4 separate regions of the Homo sapiens genome follow, and regions 1, 3 and 4 are each linked to region 2. A link is a contact called in ENCODE Hi-C or POLR2A ChIA-PET data. All regions are on one chromosome and are shown on one strand. Each heading gives the region's core, a stretch centred on a gene start or an enhancer-like site at or near the end of the contact. The rest is flanking DNA. Distances are from core to core; before and after follow the strand shown.

Evidence for each region. A loop is a pair of places that touch in the nucleus more often than their neighbours do. ChIA-PET counts read pairs that join two places held with the same protein, here RNA polymerase II (POLR2A). Pooled maps may share reads with other maps.
Region 1: a loop to region 2 is called in a map with no recorded cell type, with 19 times the contacts of the local background. The contact joins two enhancer-like sites. A Hi-C loop is called at or near these places in 5 of 37 single-sample maps with no recorded cell type and 4 of 50 pooled maps.
Region 3: a map with no recorded cell type shows a loop between it and region 2 (2.7-fold over the local background). The contact joins two enhancer-like sites. A Hi-C loop is called at or near these places in 2 of 37 single-sample maps with no recorded cell type and 1 of 50 pooled maps. POLR2A ChIA-PET finds 5 or more read pairs at or near these places in 1 of 52 experiments (activated naive CD4-positive, alpha-beta T cell).
Region 4: a map with no recorded cell type shows a loop between it and region 2 (7-fold over the local background). The contact joins two enhancer-like sites. A Hi-C loop is called at or near these places in 1 of 37 single-sample maps with no recorded cell type and 2 of 50 pooled maps. POLR2A ChIA-PET finds 5 or more read pairs at or near these places in 1 of 52 experiments (GM12878).

What each region holds. Positions count from the first base shown.
Region 1 is chr2:38,606,391-38,609,518 of GRCh38, reverse strand. No RefSeq gene overlaps it. Among named protein-coding and RNA genes, the nearest start is that of HNRNPLL, 5.0 kb to the right of the region's middle. Within about 2 kb of position 1,623, at least 2 of the 41 ENCODE cell types and tissues checked have a DNase peak (open chromatin) inside an H3K27ac peak, as active enhancers do.
Region 2 is chr2:39,491,382-39,494,640 of GRCh38, reverse strand. All of the region lies in intron 3 of MAP4K3-DT (MAP4K3 divergent transcript), which reads right to left. Among named protein-coding and RNA genes, the nearest start is that of MAP4K3-DT, 56 kb to the right of the region's middle. Within about 2 kb of position 1,845, at least 6 of the 41 ENCODE cell types and tissues checked have a DNase peak (open chromatin) inside an H3K27ac peak, as active enhancers do.
Region 3 is chr2:38,831,078-38,834,000 of GRCh38, reverse strand. The region is part of intron 13 of DHX57 (DExH-box helicase 57); the gene reads left to right. Among named protein-coding and RNA genes, the nearest start is that of DHX57, 43 kb to the left of the region's middle. Within about 2 kb of position 1,600, at least 3 of the 41 ENCODE cell types and tissues checked have a DNase peak (open chromatin) inside an H3K27ac peak, as active enhancers do.
Region 4 is chr2:40,279,851-40,283,248 of GRCh38, reverse strand. The region is part of intron 2 of SLC8A1 (solute carrier family 8 member A1); the gene reads left to right. Among named protein-coding and RNA genes, the nearest start is that of SLC8A1, 170 kb to the left of the region's middle. Within about 2 kb of position 1,853, at least 11 of the 41 ENCODE cell types and tissues checked have a DNase peak (open chromatin) inside an H3K27ac peak, as active enhancers do.

The sequences.
Region 1 (3,128 bases), core at 374-2,873, 880 kb after region 2:
CCATGTTAGCCAGGCTGGTCTTGAACTCCCGACCTCATGTGATCTGTCTGCCTTGGCCTCCCAAAATGCTGGGATTACTGGCAGGAGGCACCATGCCTGACCCCATGCTATTCTTATGATACTGAATAAGTCTCATGAGATCTGATGGGTTTATAAGGGGTTTCCACTTTTGCTTCTTCCTCATTTTCTCTTGCTGCCACCATGTAAGAAGTGCCTTTCACCTCCCACCATGATTCTGAGGCCTCACCAGCCATGTGGAACTGTAAGTCCAATTAAACCTCTTTTTCTTCTCAGTCTTGGGTATGTCTTTATTAGCAGTGTGAAAATGGACTAATACAGTGACATTAATTTTCTGGATTTAGGGGTGAGGGTGAGGAAAGTACTGTAATAGTTTTGGAAAGTAAATAGCAACAAGGGAAACAATGATACAATTCTGTTTAAAATATGTCCTATTGATTCAAATGTTCCCTAACATATTCAGAATGTAAAGACATCGCCTGCTTCAGAAAGCTGAAGATAGGGAGGGTGAAAAAACTGAGGTCTAACAAACCTACTGCATGTGTGATCTTTAGCATCCGTTGTCCTTTTTGTAGTAGTCTCAGTATCAAAGATCAGGAAAGGATGAGTGAATTAGTAAACTTGCTTACAAAGGAAACTTCTTTGATGGGGTGAGATGCACCCTTCCCAAGGTATTTTTAATTTGCTCAAATTAAAAGAGACAGAAAAGAAGAGCTGGGAGCTTAAAATTGAATTATTTTTCTTTAGGAGAAACAAAACAATAGAATATTCTGTGAAATAATTGGGAATGATCAAGAGCACTTAATATCTTTTTGTTGTTAAGTATGAGCAATTATTTGTTAATTTTATCCATATTTTCATATGCAAGGTGAATTTCATTTGGCAAATTCTATTCACTCTCAACTGTGGACAGAAATGCTATCATTTCGTTCTTTATTAAATTATAATGTATTAAAATTATTTTTTAAATGTCTAAAGCAATATCAAGTCACACAAGTCAGAGGGAAAAGTGAAAATAATTTAAATATTATTTCTAAGACTGAGGTCAAATGGCTGTAACCAATAACAAGAACCTGAATTGGCTGGGCGCGGTGGCTCACGCCTGTAATCCCAGCACTTTGGGAGGCTGAGGCGGGCAGATCACGAAGTCAGGAGATCGAGACCATCCTGGCTGACACGGTGAAACCCCGTCTCTACTAAAAATACAAAAAGTTAGCCAGGCTTGGTGGCGGGCACCTGTAGTCCCAGCTACTCGGGAGGCTGAGGCAGGAGAATGGCGTGAACCCGGGAGGCGGAGCTTGCAGTGAGCCAAGATGGCGCCACTGGACTCCAGCCTGAGCGACAGAGCGAGACTCTGTCTCAAAAAACAAAAAAAACCTGAATTTTACCTCTCATTATCGGGTATATGAGTGAGTACTTCTAAGGTTAATCTTTTATTTTTGCAGATTTATCATAATTTTTTTTTAAAGAGGTCAAACACTGTGGCAGCTGGATTCCCAGAGCAGCTGTGCATGACAGCTGATAGAGTAGACCACTGTGGTTACACTCGACTACATCTTGAGCTAATAGTGCTTGAGGCATTTCCTGCAGAGTGCATCCTCCTGGAACTGCGGCTTCTTTTGACCATTACTAAGCAAATATAGGTTGAATTAAAGGGGCTAGTTTCAGCAACAGTGCCACAGTACTCTTTCTCAGTGATCTCTGTCAAACAAGTGGCATCGTCAGAAATAGTGCACTCTGGATTTAACAAAACTTCATAGAAACTAACTGATTTGTCTCTGAATAGCTGGATTTCATGTTAAGTATGTTGTCTTAATCATAACACACCTCTATGGCTCTAATCCTTTGGAAGTGTGACTCACAATAAGATGTGCATGAAGGTTTTACTGGACTTTAACAGGAGTTGAGGCAGGAAACAAAAGTTTTGCATATTCAATGAAATGGCAGCAATATTGGAAATTGAGTTTGGGTATGAAAAACTTGTAATTTGCATCTTTAGTTATTCAAATAATGCATCCATCAGAAAATGGTGACACTTTTCACATAATTTCTGGGCTTTTTCTACAGAAATTAAGTTGAAGGCTAGGCACAGTGGCTCATGCCTGTAATCCCAGCACTTTGGGAGGCTGAGGTGGGTGCATTGCATGAGGCCAGGAGTTCACAACCAGTCTGGCCGACATGGTGAAACCCCATCTCTACTAAAAGTACAAAAATTAACCAGACATGGTGGCACAAGCCTGTAATCCTAGCTACTTGGGAGCCTGAGGCACAAGAATCAGGAGGCGGAGGTTGCAGTGAGCCTAGATCATGCCACTGCACTCCAGCCTGGGTGACAGAGCAAGACCCTGTCTAAAAAAATAAAAATAAAAAAAGTAAAAAATTAACACTAAAACAGTGCATTATATTTGTAATTTCCTGTGGAAGTAAATTGAATTTCCTTATACAAATGCAAATGATGAAAACTATAACGTATTCAATCCTTCCCAGGATTATAGCTACATAAACCCAGGTATAAATTAGTGAATGAAGCTGAGTTCAGTGGCTCATGCCTGTGATCCCAATGCTTTGGGAAGCTAAGGCAGGAGGATCTTTTGAGCCCAGGAGTTTGAGACCAGCCTGGGCAATATGGTGAGACTCCCGTCTCTACCAACAACAACAACAAAAAATAGCTGGGTGTGGTGGTATGTGCCTGTGGTCCCAGCTACTTGGGAGGCTGGGGTTGGGAGGATTGCTTGAGCCCAGGAGGTAGATGCTACAGTGAGCTATGATTGCGCTACTGCACTCCACAGCCTGGGCAGCAGAGTGAGATCCTGTCTCAAATAAAGAAATAAATAAAAAGGAGAAATCAGTGAATGAATTAGCATCATTATATAATAAGTGACTATAAATTAGATCTGTATGTCCATGGTAATAAATAACACAATAATTAAATCATCAGTCTTCTGATGACGAGTACTGGCTCTGGAACCCGATTGCTTGGGTTCCAGTCCTGGCTTTTCAATTTATTAACTGCAGCTCTAGGGCAGGTTTCCTTTTTTTTCTTTTCTTTTTTTTGAAACAGGGTTTCACTCCAACACCCAGGCTAGAGTGTAGTGGTGCAGTCACGGCTC
Region 2 (3,259 bases), core at 596-3,095:
GCACACCACCATGACTGGCTAATATTTGCATTTTTAATAGAAACAGGGTTTTGCCATATTGGCCAGGCTGGTCTCAAACTCCTGACCTCAAGTGATCCTCCTGCCTTGGCCTTGCAAAGTGCTGTGATTACAGGCGTGAGCCACTGCACCTGGCAAAGAGCACAGGTTTTGAAGTCAAACAGACCTATCTTCAAAGTATGTTTCTGTCCTGTGCCACATCTAAACCTTAATTCCCTAAGCTGTAAAAGATGATCAAATAGGCCAGGCACGGTGGCTCACACCTGTAATCCCAGCACTGTGGGAGGCCGAGGCGGGCAGATCACCTGAGGTCAGGAGTTCCAGACCAGCCTGGCCAACATGATGAAACCCCATCTCTATTAAAAATAAGAAAATTAGCCGGGCATGGTGACATATGCCTATAATCCCAGTTACTCCAGAGGTTGAGGCAGGAGAATCACTTGAACCCAAGAAGCGGAGGTTGCAGTGAGCCGAGATCATGCCACTGCACTTCAGCCTGGGTGACAAGACTGTCTGAAAAAAAAAAGGAAAATCAGGATTTCTAAGAGATATCTCTACTCTTACGTTCATTGCAGCATTATTCATGATAGCCAAGATATGAAAACAACCTAAATGTCCATCAACAGATGAATGGATGAAGAAAATATGGTATACATATACAACAGAATATTATGCAGCCTTCAAAACAAAAGGAAATCCTGTCATTTACAACATGAATGAACCTGAAGAACATTAAGCTAAGTAAACTAAGCGAGACACAGAAAAACAAATACTGTGTTGATTTCACTTATATGTAAAAACTAAAGTAGTCAAACTTAGAACAGCAGAGAGTGGAATGTTGGTTGCCATGAGCTGGAGGGATAGAGGAATGGGGAGATATTGGAAAAGGGTTACAGAGTTTCAGTTATCCAAATGAATGAATTCTGGAGATGTATTCTACAACGATGTGACTACAATTAGCAACACTATATTATATACTTGAAATTTGCTAAGAGGGTGGATCTTAAGTGTTCTCACCACCAAAAAATAAAAAAGAAGGGAAAGAAAGGAAGGAAGAAAGAGAGAGAGAACAAAAGAAAATGGTAACTATGTGAGGTGATGGATATGTATATGATATATATGCATATTATATATATATGATTTGATATGGATATATGCATATATATGCATAATTGAAATATGTACATATTTAAAGTGTACGACATGATTTGATATGCATATATATGCATATATATCCATATATATGCATGGATATGGATATGGATATATATGCATGGATATATATGCATATCAAATCATCATGTTGTACACTTTAAATATGTACAATTTTCAATTGTCAATTATATCTCAATATGGGAAAAAGTCTTGTCATGAAGGAGATGCTTAATAAATAGTAGTTAATGTTATTATCTTTGATTGATTTGTCTTTGAATAAATTTCTGTGGCCTAAATGAGGAAGCATATTCAAGGCATATATCCAAATATTTGTAAGAGTAGAGGAATGTTCTTAATCCAAATTATATGCACCAGTATTGCTCACTTGAGTGGAAGGAAATTATAGAATGGAGTATTAACTTCCTAATGACTAGACAAAATTAGTTGAGTAAATTACCCAATCAGTTCAGGAGAAGAAAATAAAAACCTGATTCAAAGGGTTTTTTTCCCCTCTGTGGGTTCATTTTATTGCTGCAACCCTCTAATTTGTTTTAGTTATAAAGACATGGCCATTTCATTTTCAGTTTCACCCAGGAACTAGAACTATATTTTGAAATAGGGACAACTGGATTTAGAAAATCACTTTTGTACAACTAGAACTCATTTACAGCTAGTTATTCAAATATCCAGTGACAGCATAATAAAAATTTAGGGCCTTCTTTTAATTAAACACTCCAGTTTACAATTCCCTGGAAGTAGTAACACATATTTGGAAACTGCTCTCTTTCGTGTTTTTAAAATAGCATCTAACATTAAGACAGTAATTTATTAAGAAATAACTTGCTGATCTGAAAGTGTTGATGTGATTTCAAAATGTCTTTAGAATGCATCCAACTCGATGAGACTTATATGCATGGATTTGGAGAACAAGGAGCTTATCATAGGACTTTCATAGCCCTCTCAAAATGGCAAATGAAGATAAACTGCAGAAATAGGGACTGCATGTTGCAATCAAAAGGGAACCTGCCCACAGACTGAAACAAACTTGGAAAACAAATGAACGGAAGATTAAACAGTGAAGTCTAAGTACTATCACTTCTTCCCCTATGATTAAAGCCTGACAGGCACCATGAGTCAAACTGTAAATATATACTAGTTATCATAGACCTCACTGGGTTTATGCGTCAGTAAACCACAGCTGCCTCTAATTTACCATTGAAACATGTTTTAGGGAAATGAAACTAGCCACCACCTCCTTTCATGCATGTGATATACTATTCATAACCAAGCCCTAATGACAGAAGAGAGCATTCTTAAAATAGTCTAATGGCTTTTTTGTATTCAACAATACAATCCCCCTATATTTTTTATACCTAACTCACCACATATTCAAGAATTTTCCATCATGTGCTTAACTTTAAATTTTTAAATGGTTTTCTTCACCTGAGCTGGCAGCTTTACTATTGCACTAGTCCAAACATATAGATGGGAGCGTCCTTAAATATGCAGCAAGACACACGTGATATAAATAGGAGGAATCATAGTATAGGACCACCTAATAATAATAAAGCCAATGTTTACTTAGTGCTTACTATTTACCTAACATTGTGCTAAGCACTTTTGAAGAATTATTTTGTTTAATCAGCAATTCCAACAAGACAAAATTCCAGTGTCCCAGATGATAAGACTAGCGAAACTTAAAAATCCTAATGTTAAAAAATTAAACCGCTAAGTGAAAATTAGTTTTTCATGGGTGATTTCTTGGCAATTTATAAAATTTAAGTTTTCCTAAAATTAACTGTAAACTGATACATATTAATCATACATAGCAAATGTCTACAGTCAAATTTTAAGCTATTTCTCTGCTTTATTAGCCATTTATATCAGCTTTTATACGAAACTTCCTTTTCATAGGTGCAATTGAAGACAAAGGATCAAAGCTTTTTCACTGGGCACGGTGGCTCATGCCTGTAATCCCAGCACTTTGGGAGGCCGAGGCGGGCAGATCACGAGGTCAGGAGATCGAGGCCATCCTGGCTAACATGGTGAAACCCTGTCTCTACTAAAAATACAAAAAATTAGCCAG
Region 3 (2,923 bases), core at 351-2,850, 660 kb after region 2:
AATGGCGCCAGGTATGGTCCATAAGTATGTGTGTGTGAGTTTTGATTATTTTAACCTTTTATAATAGGTTTGTGTGTATTTTATGATATAAATAATAAAATAGGCTAGTATCTATATATGTCTTATGCATTCATGACATATCTCTTTCTTAATTTTTTTTCATATTTCTAGGCTATGCAGTTTGTGTGCTAGTTTTTTTCAAATTGTCACAAATCTCCAAAAATTTTCCAATATATTCATTGAAAGAAAATTGCCAATGAGTAGACCCATGCAGTGCAAACCTATGTTGTTCAAGGATCAACTGAACACTTATTATAGTTAAACACTATTACTACTACTGTACTAAACACAGAGCAATCACTACTTTACTCACTGTCTTCCCATCCCGGTAGCCTTCTTAACCTCACTTGCAGTCCCTTATCCCTAGAATGAATACTCCAAATCTTCTCTTAACTAAATCCTTTATTTTCTTCAGGTTTCTCCTCAATTTACCTCTACAGACCACCCTATCTGTTGTCTTGCCCCAATCCCCTTACTCTATCCTAATATCTAAAAATAGGCCGGGTGCTGTGGCTCACACCTGTAGTCCCAGCACTTTGGGAGGCCGAGGCAGGCGGATCACCTGAGGTCAGGAGTTCGAGACCAGCCTGGCCAACATGGAGAAACACCATCTCTACTAAAAATACAAAAATTAGCTGGGCATGGTGGCGGGTACCTGTAATCCCAGCTACACAGGAGGCTGAGGCAGGAGAATCTCTTGAACCCAGGAGGCGGAGGTTGCAGTGAGCCAAGATCGCGCCACCGCACTCCAGCCTGGGCTACAAGAGCAAGACTCCACCTCAAAAAAAAATAAAAGAATTCATTTTCATTGTAGCACTTAACACTGTCTGAAATTGGAGTTTTGCATACTTCAGTAGGATATAAGCTCCTTAAGAGTAGAGATTTCGGCCAGGCACAGTGGCTCACCACCAAGCAACAACAGCAAAACTCCGTCTCAGAAAAAAAAAAAAAAAAAAAAAGAATAGACATTTCTTGTTCACCACTGTATTTCTCAGACCCTAGAACAGTGCCTACAGCATTTAGGTACCGAGTAAATATTTGTTGCATGAATAAATGAATGTAATGATTAAATGGAATAATAGATCAAAAAATTACTTTATGTTGGTTGGGCATGGTAGCTCATGCCTGAAATGCCAGCACTTTGGGAGGCCGAGGTGGGTGGATCACCTAAAGTCAGGAGTTCGAGACCAGCCTAGCCAACATGGCAAAACCCCATCTCTACTAAAAATTAGCCAGACATGGTGATGGGCACCTGTAATCCCAGCTACTTGGGAGGCTGAGGCAGGAGAGTTGCTTGAACCCAGGATGTGGAGATTGCAGTGAACCAAGATTGCGCCACTTCACTCCAACCTGGGTAACAGAGCAAGACTCTGTCTCTAAAAAAAAAAATATATATATATATATATATTAATCTATGTGATCATAAAGAACTTAAGAGAAATGAGAATGGCTGCTCTCTTCTGCTTACACTTTAATCATTATGTGGTTTTCTTTTCTTTTTTTTGAGACAGAGTCTCTGTCACCCAGGCAATGGAGGTGCAGTGGCGCAATCTCGGCTCTGCAACTTCCGCCTCCTGGGTTCAAGCAATTGTCCTGCCTCAGCCTCCCGTGTAGCTGGGACTACAGGCATGTGCCACCACACCCAGCTAATTTTTGTATTTTTAGTAGAGACGGGGTTTCACAGTGTTGGCCAAGCTGGTATTGAATTCCTGACTCAGATGATCTGCCCGTGTTGGCCTCCCATAGTGCTGGGACTACAGGCGTGAGCCACTGCACCCGGCCCGCTGTGTGGTTGTCTAAAGAGACTTGTGAGCCATATAAAATTATTTAAATGCCTTATTTTTACTTGGCAAGTAGTGAGTGTTGGCTAATACAGTATCACTTCACTGGACTGTATATCTTGTTTCTTTTTCGTGTGTGTGTGACAGTCTTGCTCTGTCGCCCAGGCTGGAGTGCAGTGGTGGGATCTCAGCTCACTGCAACCTCTGCCTCCCAGGTTGAAGCAATTCTCCTATCTCAGCCTCCTGAGTAACTGGGACTACAGGTGTGCACCACCATGTCCCCCAGCTAATTTTTGTAATTTTTTTTTTTTTTTTGAGATGAAGTCTCACTCTGGAGTGCGATGGTGTGATCTCAGCTCACTGCAACCTCCGCCTCCCGGGTTCAAGTGATTCTCCTGCCTCAGCCTCCCGAGTAGCTGGGATTACAGGTGCACGCCACCATGCCCGGCTAATTTTTTTGTTTTTTTAGTAGAGACAGGGTTTCACTATGTTGACCAGGCTGGTCTGGAACTCCTGACCTCAGGTGATCCGCCCGCTTTGGCCTCCCAAAGTGCTGGGATTACAGGCGTGAGCCACCATGCCCAGCCTATGTCATTTCATTCCAAAGGAGAAGACTATTACTGAAAAAAATCAAGCATAGCAAAAAAATCAGAAATGAAGAAGAAATGTTAGAAAATTACCTAAATTTTGTAATCCCAGCTAGTCGGGAGGCTGAGGCAGGAGAATCGCTTGAACCCAGGAGGCAGAGGTTGCAGCAAGCCAAAATCCCTCCATTGCACTCCAGCCTGGCAGCCTGGGGGACAAGAGCGAGACTTCGTCTCAAAAAAAAAAAAAAAAGAAATAAAGAAAGAAAATTACCTAAATTTAAAGCAGAGTTGATATAGTGACTAGGAAGTCAGTGACATATGTGACATATCTGTGAACATTAAAGATATCCCAGACAGATGAGGCACATAAAAATATAGACAAAAATTTTTTCAATCCATATATAATAGTATGTTTCATCGTTGTTTAATGTTGTGGCTTTTTTTTTCCTTTGTATTTTTCTTTTTGCTTATCTTTTAATAAATAATTTTTTTAAT
Region 4 (3,398 bases), core at 604-3,103, 790 kb before region 2:
ATTGGAAACACTAGCCTTACTGTATCTTCACTTTCACATCCTCTACCTCTCATTAGAGAACAAAAAGGAAAACATTTAATGTTTTTGGATTTTATTTTATTTTAACAGAGTGGACTAGTTGTTCTCTTATCCTGTTACAACCTCAATAGCTTCTAAATCGTCTTGGAATCTAGTAGAATAGTTAATTAAGTAAAATTTGTGGCTTGATAAAGAATAAATGCTTTTTTGAGAATAAGTTGTGGTGAACTAATAAAAATCATGTCTTTTCAGGAAGAACCTTTAATAAGTCAGGATCATTTGGGCATTAGCACAGGCCATCACTATACAGACGAATAAATGATAAGGCTAACCCCAGGGTCTTCAAGATTCACTGGGAGTCCGGGGTATGGGATGGGAAGAATGTCTGCATCTGATTGGGTTTATAGTGGTTCAGAGTTCAACTTCTCCTTGCAGCCAGCATTTGGATACTTTTAATAGCTGTTCTCTGTTACTGGGCAGGACTGGACACAGAGAAAATGATGACACTCTTTAAAATTCCTGGCAATTATTTCCTGCAAGAATGAGATTCCTCCCCGGCCCCAAAAGCTACGTCATGTTTTTATTTCGGTACTAAACGGAGCAAAGGAGCGTGCAAAAATGAAACTGATGCATCTCACTTAGCATTGCAGTTAACGGAAAGGAAATCTCTTGAGAGCAAGGTCTATTTTTTATTTTTAATCTTGGGTAATAATAAAGTTGGCAGTCTGTATATGCCTGAGTGCGTAAACAAATGTACATAGGCAAACTTTCAAACTAGACATCCTTTGTATCAGTAAGATGGATGCTCAATGTCTTGGGTAATACAGAGATACAGAAGAGACAGTCTTTACCCTTGCTGAGTGTGAAAAGATCCTTCGTTTAGTAACTGTAACAACCATTCTTTTTATTGTGTTTTGTGTCTGGGGTGAGCAAGCTGAATTCTGGATTTTATTCCAGATCAGAAATTACTCCTTATTACTAATCCAGTCTTAAGGATTTACAGAATGTTTTTCTTTCAGATTTAGTTAAATTTCCCAGCATGCCTCTGAATGAGGTAAGAAACATACATGTCCTAGAAGAAAAAAAAAGTCAGAAAAAGTGGCATTTTACTGTATTTCATTATTTTGTTATTAGAAGGAGAGGACACAATTTGATACACCAGCATCAGTCATTAAAGGTACGCTCTTGTGTGGGGGAGCTGTGCTGAAGGGATAGAAGCCAGTAGCTAATCCACTGTTATACTTTTCTAGAAGAATAAACAGACTCCTGTGAACTACCAACTTTGAGTATTAGATTAGGATAAATCCAGGAGGGCTTTATTCCACCCAAAATTCAAGTGAAGACAGAGTCTTCAAAAAGCCCCAGGATGAAGAATCACTTCCTGAGAATCAGGGAACATTTACCTTTATTAACCATCATTAGCTGATTCCGGCTTACAGAAATTCCCCTGAGAATGGGTGTTGAAGTAATCACTGCTCTCTGCTCTACTTCCTTAAAAAGAAATCAGTTTTAAATGATGGGTCTTCACTCTTTCCAGACATTCCCAGCTCCACAGACTTAACAGCTTTTCTTTGTAAGTTGCCTGAAGGGAGCAGGGCTTGAAATCAAACTCATTCTCCATTAGACTTGCCAAGGCCCCAGGCAGTGCTGGGGAAAGGTAGCTCCCTTTGCAGCATAACTTTCACGAGTGCAAGTTGGGACTCAAGTCCTGAGACAGCTCACAAGCCCTGGCTGATTTAACTTGCCACTTTGTAGCTATTCTTGGCACATAGCCTGCATAGAGTTGGCCTATGAGACTTTTCTCTGTTTATAGCACCTTTCAACTCAGGCACTGAGAATGCTGACCAACAGTGTTGCTTTTTTTGTTCTTATTGCCCTTTCCAGAAACTATGTAAAATGGAAAACAGTTCCCATTTCTCTCATTCCAGCTGTGCCATCTGAGAGCACATTTCTCAGAGCACCCCCCCAACCCTTTTTTTTTAAATACATGACCACAAAAATGTCTCAGGAATGAAATTCTTTGAAAAGCTAAGACTTTCTTCTGCCCCATCCCTGGTAAACTCCGTTTGTTAATAAGTGCTACCATGGGTGCTTTGGTGAAGTATGTTTCACAGGTGACTCTTGTGAAATCTTACTGTCATTCATTGGCTCATTCCATCAAAACTAAGCAGGCAAGTTATAAGTGCAAGACAAATGGGAGGTACAAAGATGTATCAGCCTGCTTCTAGTAGGCTACAGTCCACCAGGAAAGATAAGCAATAAAAATTCATTCTATTCATGCTAACAGAAGTACAGACAACGTGCTGAGTTACTGTATAAAGAGATTGATTAATTCTATTTGAGAGAACTGAAGTCATGTTTTACCCACCTCTGCTTTTGCACAAAACATTCTTCCTGCCTAGAGCACCTTTGCCTGGCTATTGTTACAGGGTCTTCAAAGACTCCATTCAGATGTCACCTCTTCTTAGGAGCCTTTCTTGAAACTTTTGGTCTGGATTCATTGTCTCTTTTTACTTCATTTCTGTATTTATATCTGTGACATCATATATTAATTATTGATGTGTGACCTCTTTGCTGAAGTGTAAGACCCCAGAAGGCAGGGATTCAATCTTTTATTTCAGCATTCCCAGTGCCTGAATGTCACTCTGCTTTCAAAGAAAATGATTAATAAATGAATTAGTTAATTTAGCATGATGGTATTGCAATTTGTGTGCTTATCAGAGTTTTATGATTGAAGGCAAATGTGATATTTGTATATTTTGACCACCAGTGTTTTACATCAAGAAAGAATAGTTATCCAAAAATGGAATAGATATTTCCATGTACTCATGTGAAAAATTATCTGTGGGGCTTTTCAGAAAATGGGTTTTTGTTACTTTTCCATTAGGACAGATGTTTTATCCTGTGACAGAATGGTAAAATTAAATTTCAGGACTTTTAAGGAAGAGAAAACAACCTTTTTTTTTTTTTTTTTTTTTTAGTGTTTATTTCCTCAGGTTTTATCATTAGATTCTTTTATAATGGCAGACATTCATATTTTAGAGTCATATTTTAGTCAGGTTTACACTATCAATATTCATGTCTGTTTTTGCAATCCAGAGATAATCTTTAAAAGCAGAAATCTATCTAAAAGGCTAGGGTTTAAAGTTCTTTTCATTTTCACTAACTCCTTAATATGGTATTCAGTGTACTCCATAGCTTGCAATTTACAAATGCTGTATCTACATGGTCTGCCAATACAGATGCAATTGTATATTAATCAGAATTTTTAAAATCAGAATGGAAAAGAGGCAGGGAACAATTTTTAAAAGTTTAATAGATAAAGAAACAAAGAAAATGTAGGAGAGCTGAAGACTAAATAACAAATGCATACAATAGGA